Regions from separate parts of the Homo sapiens genome. Here region 1 is linked to region 2. A link is a loop called in an ENCODE intact Hi-C map of the cell type or tissue named here. Cell type or tissue: ascending aorta. All regions are shown on one strand.

What was found. Hi-C counts contacts between places; a loop is a spot of excess contacts. Peaks named below come from ENCODE experiments on the same cell type or tissue, not always from the same donor. Only the 100,000 strongest peaks of a DNase experiment are listed, where the experiment ranks them.
Region 1: it touches region 2 in a loop (2.6-fold over the local background); 6 of 110 quality-filtered maps call a loop at or near these places.

The regions. Positions count from the first base shown.
Region 1 is chr18:10,006,210-10,014,209 of GRCh38, forward strand. No RefSeq gene overlaps it. Among named protein-coding and RNA genes, the nearest start is that of VAPA, 96 kb to the left of the region's middle. In ascending aorta, a CTCF peak has its summit at 184; a DNase peak (open chromatin) is centred at 4,612; H3K4me3 peaks cover 405 bases; H3K27ac peaks cover 3,773 bases.
Region 2 is chr18:10,138,115-10,146,114 of GRCh38, forward strand. No RefSeq gene overlaps it. Among named protein-coding and RNA genes, the nearest start is that of VAPA, 230 kb to the left of the region's middle. RefSeq lists an enhancer at 2,370-2,869. In ascending aorta, no CTCF peak of the experiment used is centred here; a DNase peak (open chromatin) is centred at 4,553; H3K4me3 peaks cover 993 bases; H3K27ac peaks cover 1,042 bases.

The DNA.
Region 1 (8,000 bases), 130 kb before region 2:
CATTTCCTCACTATCTACTGAAACAATCCAAGGGAGCATTGGTTTAATATGTGGCTGGTGACACCCAACTCCACCTGGCTGGTCATGGGCTCCACCTAACACAGAGGCCACGCACAGCCCCAAACCCTCCCTTTGCTCTTCAGCAGTCTTTGTGCTACTCCCTGAGCTTTATTTTTAAAAGCCTCATGGGGGCAGTGAATCTACAAATATTGTATTTCAATCTACAATGGGCTTTAGCTCAAGGTCAGAAGCTATGCCTGAGACAGATGGCCCAGGGCTTTGCTGGCACTTCAGGGAAGTGTGTTAGACACACAGAAATGGTCTTTGCAGTTGCTTATGATGGGGGTGGAGACAAGAGCCTAAGGAGAGGGTTTTGAGATTTGAGATGCTCATGATTTCTTTGTCCATGAGTAAGAAGTGCATTTTAATCTTTCTGCAGCCATATCCTGCCATCTGGCCTTGTGGCAAAATCCAGAGAATTGTGCCTGAAGACCAAAGGCAGAACATGGCCCTGACTCTTGTGTAACTTCCCCCAAAGTCCTCGTCAGTCAGGAGACACTATTGTGCTGCCATGGGCAGCAGTGTTTGATAAACAGCAGTCCCGCATTTCCCTCCCATCTGTGTACGCAAAAGAATCCATAAATTAGAATTTCATGCCTCATTTTTATTTCTTTAGTGCTAAATGCAATGTCAACTTCGAAATTCCCAGGGGCAACAGATTGTGAATATTCAATAAATCACGCCACTTCTTTTGCACTGTTTTCTTGTTTTTATAGTGATACAGTTGAACTAGGTAATTTTCAAGGTCCCTTTCAGGTCAAAATCCAACTATTTTTGAGAATCCTGAGATCCAATGAGCACTGCTCAAAGGCTGAAGATATTAACACTGGAGTAGGTGGCACACAGCCTCACATCTCCTACCCAGACAGGCAGGTGCCAAGGACATAGCAAAAGGCAGCAGTGTTTGTATGTGAAATTTCCACTTTATAAAGCACCCTTACGAGGCTACCTATGTCTGCTAAAGCTGGGAAATCCTTTTTTTCTTTGAAGGTCCTAGCTGGCTGCCTCCTTCCACTGATGCTCCAGGCAGCATTGGGGCACAGTATGATGGTCAGGGGCGAGGAGATGGCCAGCCCTTCACAGCTTTCCCTGGCATCAACCCAAGGTAACTTAGCTGATGCCCTGTGTCTCAGCTCTTCATCTGGAAATGGGTAAGGAGGATGCTGTTTGTGACATTTGTGTGTCCACAGGTTGGCTAAAGGTTTGATAATGAGTATCAGCCTTTGTAAGGTGCTTGCCAGTTGACAGAGAGCTTCCATCTTCATGCTGTCTTATCCACCAGGAAGACTAACTAAATATTATTATTATTGTCGCCCTTTTATAGATGAAGCAACTAAAGCACCAAGGAGATTGAGTGAGTTGCCCTTTGTATGAGAGCAAGTAAGTGGCAGACTCGAACCCAGATACTTAGACGCTAATCCAGGGCTTTCCCCTATGCCACACTGTCCCCAAGCAATTCTAGACTGAATCTGTCCATAACTTTGTTTACCATCATTCTTGCCCATGTAATCACTTGGCATGTAGACCCTCCAGCTGCTGCCTTTTATTCTGTCTGTCCCTTCTACCTTATTTGCATTTCTCATTACGTGGTGCTCTCAATGAAAAGGAACTTTAGTGATTACTATTTTGTTTACTTTGTTACATCTATACTCCCCAAGGAATGTTTAATAGATAAGCAGTTTTGGAAAAATATCAAGGAAAGTGAGCAACGATCTATCTTGATGCCTACAATGAACAAAATTTGCTCGTGCAGTTCTCATGTCCATCCTTCCATCCAACCATGCATCCAACCCAAAATGTAGACACGCATCATCCACTAATCCTTCCATCCACCTTTCCATCCATCCATCCACATACCGACCCACCTATCTACCCACCTATCCATCTACCTCATCCACCCACATATACATCCATCCAGTCACCTAACCACCTATCCATCCATCCAACCATCCACTCACCTATTCATCCACCCATCCACCCACCTATTCAGCCACTCACTCACTCACCTACCCATCCATCCACCCATCTGTCTATCCACCCACCCATCTTTTCATCTATCTACCCACCCACCCACCCATCTATCCACCTATTCATCCACCCAACCATACTATCTACACAACCCACCTATCAACCCACCCATTCACCCATCCATCCACCCACCTACCCACCTACCCATCCACCCACTCTTTCCACCAATCTAACCATCCACCTATCCATCCACCCACCCATGCACCCACCCACCCATCTATCTACCTACACTCCCATCCACTCACCCATCTACTCCACTCACCCACCCATTCACCCATCCATCCATCCATCCATCCATCCATCCATCCATCCATCCAATATTGGCTATATACCTACTATTGACCAGGATGTCTGAAATACCTCTGGCTACGATATTGAGCAAAAACTACATGGGACCTTATCGTCAAAGAAGTAAATAGGTACAATTATGTGTGAGGTGCGTTCTGGTCGGGGGGGTGCAAGTGTAAATGGAGCCTTCTGCCACTCTGGCCTTAAGCCCTTGTTTAGCTCCCATGTTCCCTCACAGGCATTCCACGAAGATGGTTGATTTATCATCAAAGGGCATTATTCTTTTGGTACTTTCACAGGCTGACTTATCCCATTTAGTTATCCATGTGTATGTGTTATTTCTTTACATGTATGTATAGGTGCTTGGTTGCTTGAGCTGAAATCCCACACTTGGCTAGAGCAGATTAAAGGTGCGGTGGCCTTTCCGAGCACTTATTACTTTGTGAATGTCCAAGGTGCTTTTGTGTTTAGCTGAAGGTGATGATGGGCTTGTTTTTGTTTTGGTGGTATGGCAGGGAGGGAGGTTGAAAGAGGGTATGGAAGGGCACAGCTTCCCCTCTGCCCTCTGGTCTGGACTGGCCTTTAAGGAGGGTGCATTTGGGGCCAAGAACTAAGAAAGCTCTTCTATTACAGACATTATGAGACTGAGTTTTCCCCGTTCTGTCAGGTTCCTGCATTCATCTGGCACCCTAAGGCGGCTAGCTTTGAGCATTGGAGGACAGTAACAGAAGGAGGAGACTCACGTTCTCCCAGTGAACCATAAGCAAGGCCAAGGAGGGGGCCCTGCCAGTCTTCAGTGTCATGGTGCCCACATGAGGGAGTCTGAGAGGAGAAGGAGGTGGTAGGTGCAGCTGAAAGGCTGCCTGGGAGAAGGGAAGTTCCCGCGGACACGCTCAGGAATCTTCTAGGGGTGCGGCTGCTGAGGGTCCTGGGGTAGCCCGTGGAAGAGACGGGCCAGGAAGCCCCACCTCACATCCCTAATGCATAGAGGGCACAGGGGCCGGGGACCCCCACTCACACAGGCTGCATTTGCTGTGCTTCTTCCTCCACCGCCCAGGGCCAAGGGTCAGATTCACCTCCTCCGCGCCTTGTTTTGCAGCCTGCGCGGCTGCAGGGACATGTGGGGCTCTGAGCAGGCGCGGTGGGCAGGCTCCTCTGGTTTGTGGGAGTGCTACGAATGCCTGGGCTCAAAGCTTGGCCTTGATGACGTCTTAACAGTGGCTTCCCAAGTTGCCCCATGGAATTCTCTCCTCCTGGTGTTTGGCTGCTGCACCCCGTGCAGGCCTGTCCTGCTGCGGAAACTCCTCTCCCTCCTGCCGCCTCAATACAGTTGACTCCTCCCGTGCCTGAGCGCCCTGCTTGTCAGCTCCCCGTGGTCCTCTCCAGGGTCCGGTGCTTTCCGTGGAATGTCCAGAAAACTCCACCTTCCTCTCTTTTGGTGCTCTTCACCTTTCCACCTGTGATGGAAGCCGCTTCTGCGCAGGGCTCCTCTCCCCCTCTCTCCCATCTTCTCCTGGTCAGCGGGGGCTGTGGGGGAGAATTTTGCCTCCTGGAGAGCTTGGCACATACTGGACACCCAACCGAGGACAGCGGCGCCTTCCTGCTAACCTCTCCTGTCAAGGACTGCTTATTACCAAGGGGCAAGGACGACTCCTTTATATGTCACCTCAGGGCAGCATTTAAGTCAAGATTTAAAATTCTCGATGCTGCACAGGAGAAGTCACTGGGACAAACAATTTCCTTTGGAAGTTACAGTTTGATGCCTTTCAGCGAGTTAAGCAGACACTGAGCCCACCCTGAACTCTAACTGTAGGCCCCCCCTTTTTTAAAACAAACAAACAAATAAAAACCTAGCATTATGGGCACATAGATCATGGCTATAAAGAGCCACAATGGAAACCCCCCAAAAGCCAGCTCAATTATCAGCATCAAAACTGCTGAGCATTTAAAGGAGCATCTCGACGAAGGTAATTATGGGACCAGCATCATTCTGCTCATTCTCAGTCCTTCAGCCTATACAGCGCACTCTGAGATGATGTTTTCCTCTTGTTTATTTAGTTGATCTCCAAGAGCAGGGAGGATTTATCCCCACTAATCCGTGGACCATAAATCCAGCTCAGGCGGGCTGCAGCCCCGTCCTGCTTGGCCCCAAGCTCAGATGCCCAGTGGAAAACATCACAGTGATTGGGTGAGGGCAGCACATCACGCTCACTGTTCTCATTCTGGCCGGGAGATTCCTTGGCACAACTTGTCCCAAATTCCATTACAGCAACGTGATGGAAATTTCCTGGCATCAAGGATTTGTGCAGCCCAGTGTGCACACAGTGAGCATTTGACTCTGCATAGCAAAAATGACACAATCTGTATAGAGCTGTGTGGTTAGTAAAATGCTTTCACATCCCATCCCAGGTCTTTTTGATTCTCAGAACTATCTGTGAGGTAGCCAGGGCAACTGTCAAATGCAGTATAATTAGAGTTCTTTGGTGGCAAGTAACAGCAACTGATTTTTGCTAACTTTAGCAAAAAAGGAATTTATTGGGGGAGGGAGGATATAGAGGGACTCATATAGTTGAAGGATCAGCTAAAGAACCAGGCTGAGATAAATCGGCTTATATTGTCCATCCTTGGGACCCTATGCTCATGAGTCAAATGAGCTGGGAGAAATTCCAAGAGGCCCAGCATGGGTCAGCACCTGTCCCCTGTGTAGGGTGGGGTCTCTTTGCTGATAGAGGCCTGCCAGGAGGATCAACAGTGGAGGGTTATTGGGGCCAGAGCTGAGGGAGTTTATTCTCAAAATGAATCTGAGATTCTCTTATCAGGTTAAGGAGGTCGATAGGTCGAAACCGACCATGTGTATCATCACCTCCACTTTGCAGATAAGGAAATCAAGATGCCAAGAAGTTCAGTGATTTATCCAGAAAGCCACAAATGTGAAGCTAAGGCTTTAATTCAAGCCATCTGACTGAAGTCCAGTGAGCTCCCAGCCTGCGTTCTGAATTTATTGTGGAAACAATGCAAGATCAGCAAAGACCACTTTGAAGATACCCATCAAGCCACCGGTGTAACATTTGCCCATTTCTTCCCAGACTTGCCCTCAGTTCATTTTCTTTGTCATCCAGTTTCAGTCCCAGTGTCCCTGTGCCCTGCCCACTCATCCGCATTCTCCTCGGACTGGTATCTTCGGCAGGCTTTGGTTTTATGGTGCAAATGGCAAACCACCAACAGCAGAAGGAAGTTTTGTTTGGAGTCAGGGGATGCCTTGTAAGTTACAGAAATTTACAAGGGCAAAGGCAGCCATGTGCTCAAGATTTAAACTTCCTCTAGATGCTTCTTGACAGAAACCATTGGGACAAGTCTTCAACTTCTGAAATTATATTTTGAAGGCAGTGCCACACTTTTGCTGAGGGTGAGTGGGTGGATTACTACATGAAGGGACAGTAGGAGATGCCTCTGTTAATGGATTATTCTTTCATGGGGTTATCCACACAAAAACAACACAACTCAATGTCAAGTGCCTTTTAGGCCTCCCTTTAATTTTAAGGATCTGAAGAAGGAGGTAGCAGATGGAGACACTGAGCCACAGAGCCACACACCTACAGCCATATGATAAATCAGCCATGAGTCCAGAGAACCAAGTCTACTTTTCCTGATTCCAGAGGCTCTGGATGAAGTCAAAGCAATTGTGTTCCAGGTGCTTGTTGCTGTTTTCAAGATGAGTGCACAGCCAACATTGGTGCCTCGATGGGCCTATCTCCTTCCTGGAATGGTAAGCCACAGTACCCGTCCCAAAAGGATGAGCTCTGAGAGGAGCTGAGCGTACAGGGACTCTGAGACAGAGCCCCAGCATTGTGGAAAATGTGATGGCTAGAATCTGAGGACACCTGGGACTGTTATGTTTAAACTGCCAACAGCTCTTCTGTTTTTCTAGGTGGAAGTTTGGGTTATTCTTTCCAATTACTTCTTTGGGGGAAAAGACTTCAAAGGGCCTTTGGTTGCATCCTACAGTACATCGGGGAGCAGCCACAGTCACATGGAGGTGAAGAACCCTTTCCTTATGTTCTGTTCAGTTCTTGCCTATGGCCAAGCTAAGCCCTGTTGGATCTGGGCCAGAGCCAGGTGATATTTACTGCCCTACACACACTTTTGGCTCCCATGCACCTCGGTCAAGGGTCCCTGCCCTCTTGACCAGGGCGGTGATGGGGCTCATGGAGTGGTGCAGTGCCCTGGTCAGCTGGTATCTCAATGGCCTGGACTCTGGAGGGAAGGTCCTGGGTGCCTCCTTTCTTTCTTGCCCATTGTTGGGGAACAGACCTTGCGGGATGGGCTCTCTTGGCTCCTAGCTTGGGATTTTGGATGAAAGGCTTGGACCTCTGCTCCACGAGTGGTGAATTGTAATTCTGATTTAAATATGATCAGATATTTTAGAGCCGTATGAAGGGAAGAAAGAAGTGCATTTATGATCCAGTTCTTAAAATAAGAAACTTGAACTTACTAGTCTGATAGCATGGACTGACATAATTGCATTCTGCAGATCATCATGCAGAGCTGGTTTAGATAAGGTATCTTTTCTCCCCCTTGCTGATTTTTGGAGAGGGAGAGGCCCTGGACACTGGTAGAGGCACCATTATAAAAGCACTCAGAGGCGGGTCGCAGTGTCACATGCCTGTAATCCGAGCATTTTGGGAGGCTGAGGTGAGAGGATTGCTTGAGCCCAGGAGTTCGAAGCTACAGTGAGCTATGATTGTGCCACTTCACTCCAGCCTGGGAGACAGAGCAAATGAGACCCTGTCTCAAAAAATTTTTTTTTAAATAATAAAAGCATTCTGAAAGAGTGGTGGTGGGTAAATCACACAATTCGTCTTTCTAATTGGGAAACTCATTGGGTGAAAGGGGCAGCTGGAAACAACCAGTCCAGGATATATCGGATGATAGCTGGACTGTAACTGCCATGCAAGCTGAGATACTGGAGGGCTGGGGACCCTATGGACACTGTTTGCAGCTGTATCTGGCATTCATTTTTAATATATTTCTTTTCTCCTCTTTTTTGTCATTCCCCCTGTTATCCACAAGTCCTCAATATATTTTTGTAGAAGTTACAGCCCGATCTTAGTGCTGGGAAAATCGAGGGAGGGGCTTGTGTCCATGGTAGCAGGAAAGGATACAGGAACAGGGACAGAGCCTGGGGAAACCGCTGTGATAGCAGGCAGTGGGGTGCACGTCCTCCTTGTGATGAGGCAGCCAGCCGAGGAGACCAATGACAGCAGCCTGGACCCACGGGCTCTGCAGATCTTCTATGGGCGTCCCAGAGCCCTTTTGGAGGGAACTTGGTGAAGGATGGGGTTCCCTGCATGTAAGTGTGGAGTGGGGGCTGGACTGTCGTTATCTGGGCATTGAGGGCCATATGGATAGCACAGAACCAAAGGGACAAATGGCCACTAGACTACCCTATGACTTGGCTCTGATGACTCCCAGACACCGTGCCATTCTCCTTGCTCCGCCTTATCTTCTGAGAGTCCTGGCATGGCTCCCTGACCCTCCACCTCGTCCGTGTTACTCTACAATGACAGGCCACAATGAGGACACAGAGTCAGCAGAGGGCCAGGCAGCTGTTCACCTCTCCCATC
Region 2 (8,000 bases):
TGGTGTGAAGCCGTTGAGATTTAATGGTTGTTTCTAGCATGACCTACCATATTCTGATTACACAGTGGAGAGAGAATGAATGAGATATGTATATTAAGCACCTTGGACACATAATAGCTAACCACAGCTGTTACTGGTATTAGTCTAGATCCTGATACTAACTTCGTCAGTGACCTGAAGCACTCGCCTAGCTGAGGCTAAGTTTCCTCCTCTGTGAAAAGAGTAAGAACAGGGAACCATGAGGGTCCCTTCTAGGGTGAAGGTCCTGTGGATAGATACACTATGAATACTGACAATGGGGAAGAAATGAAAAGTGAAAAATTGTGGAGCAGAAAGCGTTGCTAGATCCAAGGAAAAGCAGGAGATCATGTAGTCAGACTCCTCTCAGTTTCCAGTCTCCCTGGAAGGGATCCTCCTCCTCCTCTGGGAGGAAGGAAGGGGAGAGAAAACTCCACTGGGGATTCCGGGCTGGCCGGGAGGCATGTGGTTAGCTTTCTCTCCTTGTAGAATCAATGAGTTTAAGAATCGGTGGGATTTTGTAGGAATTTGTCTTGTAAGGTTACAGTGTATTAAAAACTCTTGGAAACTGAAGTCCCGTCCCTTAGAAATAGTAGTCATATGGTAGAAAAATCTGGAAAATAGTAATGACTCAATAAATGTGTTTTTCTTTTCTCCTTTCTTGTCCAAGCTTCATAACTAATGCCTATCTCTTCTGACTAAAGAGAACTGCTTCTCTTCTTTTCTGTTCAGATATAAACAAGTGCTATTTTATACATCCAACATTCACTTTATGCGCCCATATATTTACCATTCACGATCTCTGGCATTTCATCTAAGAAAGCCTGTTAGGATTTCACTTAGTATGAGTCAGCTTGCAACTTGCATATGTTAGCTTCCATTGATACAGAAATGTCTTTCTTTAACTTTCTATGTATTTATTTTTTGAGACAGAGTCTCGCTATGGTTGCCCAGGTGGGAGTGAGGTGGTGTCATCTCAGCTCATTGCAACCTCCACCTCCCAGGTTCAAGTGATTCTCCTGCCTCGGGAGGCTGCCTCAGCCTCCCAAGTAGCTGGGATGACAGTTGCAAGCCACCAGGCCTGGCTAATTTTTGTATTTTTAGTAGAGACAGCGTTTTACCATGTTGCCCAGGCTGGTCTTGAACTCCTGACCTTAGGTGATCCACCTACCTTGGCCTCCCAAAGTGTTGGAATTACAGGTGTGAACCACCGCACCCGGCCTCTTTCTTTAACTTTCATTCTTGAAGCATGTTTTCCCCATGCACAGTGTGTTACTAGGTTGGCAGCTGATTTTCTTCTGTCCTTTGTAGATACATACCATTGCATTGTTTGCTGCCTTCTGTTTTTTTTTTTTTTTTTTTTTTTGGTTTTTGGGGTTTTTTTGTGTGGAACATTAGCTGTCAATCTATTGCTCACTTGAAGGTACTTGAATTTTTTTTCTCTGGCTGCTTTTAAGATTTTCTTTTTGTCTTTTTTTTTTTTTTTGCAGTTTTATGATGATATGTCTAGGTGTGCATTTCTTTATATTTATCTTTCCTGGGGCTTATAGAACTTCTTGATACTGTAGATAAATAATTAAACAATTAATCATTCTTTTGCTTAACAGATATTTACTGAGCGCATACCCCAGATCTTGGAGTCTAGTGGTGGGAGAAGACAGGAAATAGTTGATCTCAGCATGAACGATCAATGTGGCCCTGGTGGCAAGTGCATGTGCTTTGGGAGCACATCCTGTTGGGGTTGCTGTTGAAACCAAGTCCTGAAGGACAAGTAGAGGATCAGCAGGCAAAGCGTGTGAGAAGGCTGGAGAGAGTGTTTCCATATGTGGGTCTCCATCTGTAAAGCTCCAGGAGATGAGGGCATGAAGGGCATGTGGAACTGCAAGGAGGCCAGTGTGTCTGAAACATGGTGCAGGACAGCGGGATCTGTGGAGGACAGGGCCAGAGATAAAGCCCGTTTTTCCAGGGCCCATCTCCAGCCGCTGCATTTCTTTCGAGCTTTAGACAGACTATCTGCTTCCCATATGACATTTTTTCCAGGATGATTCAAGCCACTTCAAACTCAACTTGTCTGGAGCTGACTCATCCTTCTCAAATCTCAGCCTCCTCCAGAATCCCCGCCCCTGACTCAGTTGCACTCCTAGAAAACTGGACAGTGTTCCCTGCAGGCCTGGCAGCCCTGCAAGGAGGGAATGACTTGAGAAGAGTTTTTGCTTCAGAAAGCTCACCCTTGACTGCAGTGTGGAGCAAGGATTGGAGGGATGAACTGGAAGCAGGGGCCCCTGCGAGGGGAATGTTACTCTAGTGCAGGTGGAGAGGATACGGGCCCATCCACACTGGCAGCAGCAGAGTGGTGGGAGAGTGGAAAGGGGTGAGCAGCAGAAAGGAAGTCGACTTGGTGAGATTTGGTGACTGATGGGAGGGGAGGCAGACTGTGGGTTTGAAGCACTGGGCCAATGGCAGACTCATGTAGGAGTGAGAGGGGCCCTAGGACGGCAGTTGGTCAGGGTGGCTTTGGGCTTGTTGAACTGAAGTGGTGCCCAGGAGGAAGCTGAGCTGCAGCTCTTAGTTTCAGGCGAAAAATCAGCCCTGCAGACACAGGGCCGGGATTTGTTACCCAATCTGTTGTAAAGTGCTTCCTTCACAGTATGCCTTTGCTCTGAATAACTCTAACCCCACAGACTTACTCAAGTGTCACTTTACAAACTCTGACACAGTGAAAAAAAAGTCTCTCTTTTTTTCTCCTACCCCCATTTTCATGCAGGAAATAACAACAAAGACCCAGGTCAGAGATGAGTCTTTGTAGAGCTTCCCAAAGTGATTTGAGGCTGGGAGGCTATAGTCAGTGGAATATAGAATTTGTGCAAAAGCTGGAGAAGGCTGACAGTGGCGGTCAGGGAAATCTAAATTGGCCCCAGCTGACAACCTCATCCCAAGCTTGGTGGGGCCCCACCCCCTGCTGAGAGAGCCACCCATTCAGGCCCCTGGGCTTTGTAAATAGTTTCTGTTTAGTTTTCAGCTCACAAGAAGCAAGCACATAAAAGAGTTAGTCATCGGGCCGATTCAGCAGGGCACACATTAGCTAGATATTGACCTGGGCTCCTTTCACACCAGGTGAGTGATGTGTTGAATGTTGGAGCTGGGTAGAATCTAGCCTGAAAGTCTATATTAACTTTGCAGGGATTATAAAAGAGAAACTGAGGTTGCCTAAATGGGAACTATTTTCATGTGTTCAGATGGGTTGACCTGTGTGAGTACCCCAGGCTAAAGTAGCCAAATAGGAGAAGACACTGTGAGACTCACCCTGGTCTGTTTCAGCCGAATGAACTGAGGTGGGCAGAGAAGTTTATTTTTGAAATGGCCAAAGTCTCTTCCTGATTTGGTTGATCCAGCTGGGGCAACTCCTCACACATCCGAGGCTCTGGCTCTGCAGGGTAGCTCGGGGTGCTTGGCTGATGTTTGAGTTAGGGGAGAGCTTTCACATCTGTAGGGTGACAGAAGCCCTTATCACAGCATGATGCAAGCCACTGCTAGGAAGACACCCTTGGGGGCCAGCCATGCTCTGGGGAAACCAGCAAGTCACTTTGAGTTCACAAAGAGTTGGCTTTATCCAAAGGTCATGCCAAGGGATACTCTTCATGTTCCTGGAGTCTCCCGAGGCACGCCCTCCTGCCCGGGCATTTGTTCTCCACGGTCCCTGGGGAAAGCACCAGCTTTCACATACTCCAAGTCCTCCACCTTGTGACATCGAAAGAGGTATCAACAGTTTAAATCTGTGCACTGAGCATGTGAAAAATTCCATTTCCCACCCGCCACAAATTGTCTAAAAGACAGACTGATTTTATGACAAGAGTGTTTCTCTTCTCTATTGTTTACTTTCTTTAGTTCCTGATTCTTCATTTTCACACATTTTTATGTGGCCTGATACATAAATTCAACTTAACAGCAGCCATTGTGTTTAGGAAGCCCAGAGAATTCTTATTTTCCAACTGTTCACCAGCATTCTCTACTTGTGGAAAGTAAAACCCTTAGAGCCCAATGTGACTTATGCGCGGATATTTTTCAGATAATGGAGTAGCTACAAATAACCGATTTTCCTGTTTCTCCGAGCCTCTCCCTGACAGATAATGAAGTCATAAAGGGCATCATGATTTCAGTGCCGATACTGGAACCTCGTGTTCAGATTCAAACTCGCTTTGTTCTTGACTGTGTGACTGAAAGCTGGAAAATAAGCTGTGACTCAAATTTTTGTCTGGATAATTTATATTGTAATTAGTTAACTAATTAATTAATTTATGAACAAGTTGTGGGTTGTTAGATTTAAATGGACACAACTGAGTGTAAGTTCTAACTTTTCCTTGTGAGACGGGACCCCTGGCTTCAGTTTCTGTGCAAAATAAAAATCGAGCTATGTGATTTTTAAAGTGCATTCCAGCTCTGTTTTTTCCCAGGTCTGTGATTGGAAAATATCCCTGACTCACAGCCCTTGCTTCCCGGTGCCCTGGCTCTCACCCTCACGTTGGCCCAGCACTTAGGGCTCCCCTCCCTGGCCTCTGCCCAGCTATGCGACTTGGCGCCCTCTTCCCTTTATAACACTGGTGCCCTCTCCCAAGTCCAATTGTGAAAAATTCTGAGACTAGGTTACCCTATGCTATGTTCCTGCTACCCCTCCTCCTGAAGCCTGCTCCCTCCCTTCCCCCATGCAGCCAGCACGGGAAAAAACACTTAGAGTAGATCGAGTTTATCCCCCACGTTCCCTCACCCCGCCCACATGCCCTCATCCCCTCTCCTGCCACCAGCAACCTCCCTCCTGAGAGCCCCAAGTCAGCATTCTCGTTCTGCGCAGACCGTCTTGTGAAAGCAGAAAGCCACCTGATGAGCAAGTTCACATGGACATGCCAATGACAGTGCAGTCTCCTTCTTGGGAGGATTGCCCATCTATTGGGTGTTTTGTATGTGCCAGGTGCACTTTTACTCCTCTTTCAACGATGTGATGAGGTCATTATTATCATCCTCATCTATAGTGCATGCTATAGAAGCCCTGAGCAGCCCTCGCAGGGCCTGCCATGTGAATTACCTTGCCAGTGACTGGAATCTGCTTTAAGAAGATAGAGCTGGTGGACAGGCGTGGTGGCTCATGCCTGTAAACCCAGCACTTTGGAAGGCCGAGGCAGGCAGATGACCTGAGGCCAGGAGTTCAAGACCAGCCTGGCCAACATGATGAAACCCTATCTCTACTAAAAATTAAAAAAAATAATAAAAAAAATATTAGCCGGGCATGGTGGCAGGCACCTGTAATCCCAGCTACTCTGGAGGCTGAGGCAGGAGAATCCCTTGAATCTGGGAGGTGGAGGCTGCAGTGAGCCGAGATCGTGCCATTGCACTCCAGCCTGGGCAACAAAACTCTGTCTCAAAAAAAAAAAAAAAAAAAGAGAGAGAATATAGAGCTGGGGCACAGATGTTCACACAAGGTGATTACTGGAGCCAGTGGTCCTTTGGCCTTGAGACTACGGATCCCTGATGCTGTCATGGAGGGAGGCAGAGGTGCCTTCCCTGGCCCTCTTCTTGCCAGTGCCATTTGGCTCAGTTCTACAGACAAGTAGCATGAAGACCAGCTGGCTGCATGGCTGCCTCTGTGTACCCTGCATGGTCATCAGGCCACTCTGGGCTGCTCCCACCACAAATCATTCTCCTTCCACTCTGGCGTCTCTCCAGGGTGAGTCCTCACATTATTGCATGTTATTTTTGGTGGAACGGGAAGGGAATGTCACTAGCTTTGCTAAGGTTCATTATGTTAATATTGTAATTTCCCTCAGGAAAATGAAGAAGAAAAACATCTAGATGCCAGGCACTTATTGACTTCCAAGAACAAAACCTAAATATTCACTGCAGAATCTAAAAACATGTGAATCCTAAACAGCAGACTGCCAAAACCAAGCATGTTTGCTGATGTTGATTGTGAATGTGTGTCAGGAGTGGATATTTAGGCATAAATTTCAGGCTGTCTCTCTCCTTTTATTTTAGATCTAGGCACAGAGGTCACTCTGAGCTTCCATTTGGACAGCTGCCTGTTCGTGGGAAGATCACCAAGCTCTTAACCCAGGAAGGGATGCTGTGCTGCATATTGGCGTTGTTGTGAGGTCAAGAGAGATTTCATCCCTGCTGTCCTTCCTCAGATGGGTCATTATGTCTGGATTCAGGAAGAGAATATGCAAATGTTGAGTCTGTGCCTCTTAACAAACTCATCCTGCATGAAAAATCATTATTTACTTCATTTTGTGCCTTTTTTTTTTTTGTCTCACTCTGTCACCCAGTCTGGAGTGTAGTGGTATCATCTTGGTTCACTGCAACCTCCACCTCCCAGATTCAAGTGATTCTCTTGCTTCAGCCTCCCAAGTAGCTGGGATTACAAGCGTGCACCACCACACCTGGCTAAATTTTGTATTTTTAGTAGAGATGGGGTTTCACAATGTTGCCCAAGCTTGTCTCAAGCTCCTGACTTCAAGTGATCCACCTGCCTCGGCCTCCCAAAGTGTTGGGATTACAGGCATGAGACACTGCCCAACTCATTTTGTGACAATTTTTAATGATGACTTGGTATTTAGATCAAAAGATCCAACCTGAGCAATAAGTTTGAGAGAAACAAAAGTAACTTGGAAACATTGGAAATTCCTATTCAAAGCTTTCATGTTACTGGACCACTTGCTTTAACTGGTGAGGCACAGATAGTCTGTCTTTGCATCCCACTTCTTGCAATGAACATTGAGATTAAGTATGTCTGCTCAAGGCATTTTGCATTCAGGTCCTATCGAAATAAGGGAAGGGAATAAAAAGGAAAGGGAGACTGACATAATGTTGTCTGATCTCTGGCATCTCAGTAGGAATCGAAATGTGCTCAAGTCAATTAGGTTATGCTCTTAGATGTCTTCATGCTCATTAACAACACAAGGAGCCCTTGACTAAAATGACACTAACCACATGCAAGTAAGGTGTGATCAGACAGACCCAGGCCACAAACAGTTCTGCACATTCCAACTGTTCCATTCATTGCCCTTTCGGGAGGGAATCTGAGAGCTATGCTTGATGAGGAAAAGCCCTTCTCTGGTAGTTTGCTGGTTCCCTAGTGGTCACCTCATCCCTGCCACATGCACAGACACACTGAGCACCCATTTGCAAGGCATTGCTTACGAATTGATCAAGGGTCAGAGATGAAGTGGAGGGAGGCAGTATTTTCAGTGGACGTAAGCCCTGAGCCCATGTGCTGATGCCCAGGGGCATGTGTTGGGCACTCAGGGTATGTGTAAGCATCTGCCAGCCTTGGACAGGGAAGGAGAACCATTCCGAGTGTGCACTGTCTGGGATCACACAGAAGGACCTCCCAAGCCTGGCTGTGACAGTCACTTTTCCAGCTATTGTTCATCTGCTCAGACACAGGCCTGGCCTGACAAGGACAGGGGTCAGGAGAGAACACTTCAGCAAGGAAGGAAGGAGGGCTCTGAAGTCAGTGTGAGACTCTTCCATTTGGAGTGTCATCCAAAGGGCTCTCCCAAGCCCTGGGGCCTGAGACCTGGGGACGGACAAAGAGGCCAGCACATGGAATGCTTGCAAGCAACAGGCAGCTTGAAGTAATTAGGCATGAATGAAATCACAGCAGGTCTTGCAGTTGATACCTGAGTGCTCCATTGGCAACTGAAGTCATAAAAGTCCACTGAAGAGAGGCCAGAAAATAATGTTAGAAAAGCCAAAAGGAATAAGAAAACGTTTTGAAGAGGAGTTTTTTTGAAAAGGTGCCTTGACGAGTATGGCGGGATAATGGGCAATCCAGTTGCCTGTGTGGATCCTTCAAATGCAAGTTGCAAGCAAATCTGCTCCTAGTTAGTGTCACCCCTGGGACACAGCATATCGCGGGTGATTGCCATAGGCTAGTGTTTCTGAAGCCTTTGACCATGACTTACCCTAAGAAATACATATTACATCCTACC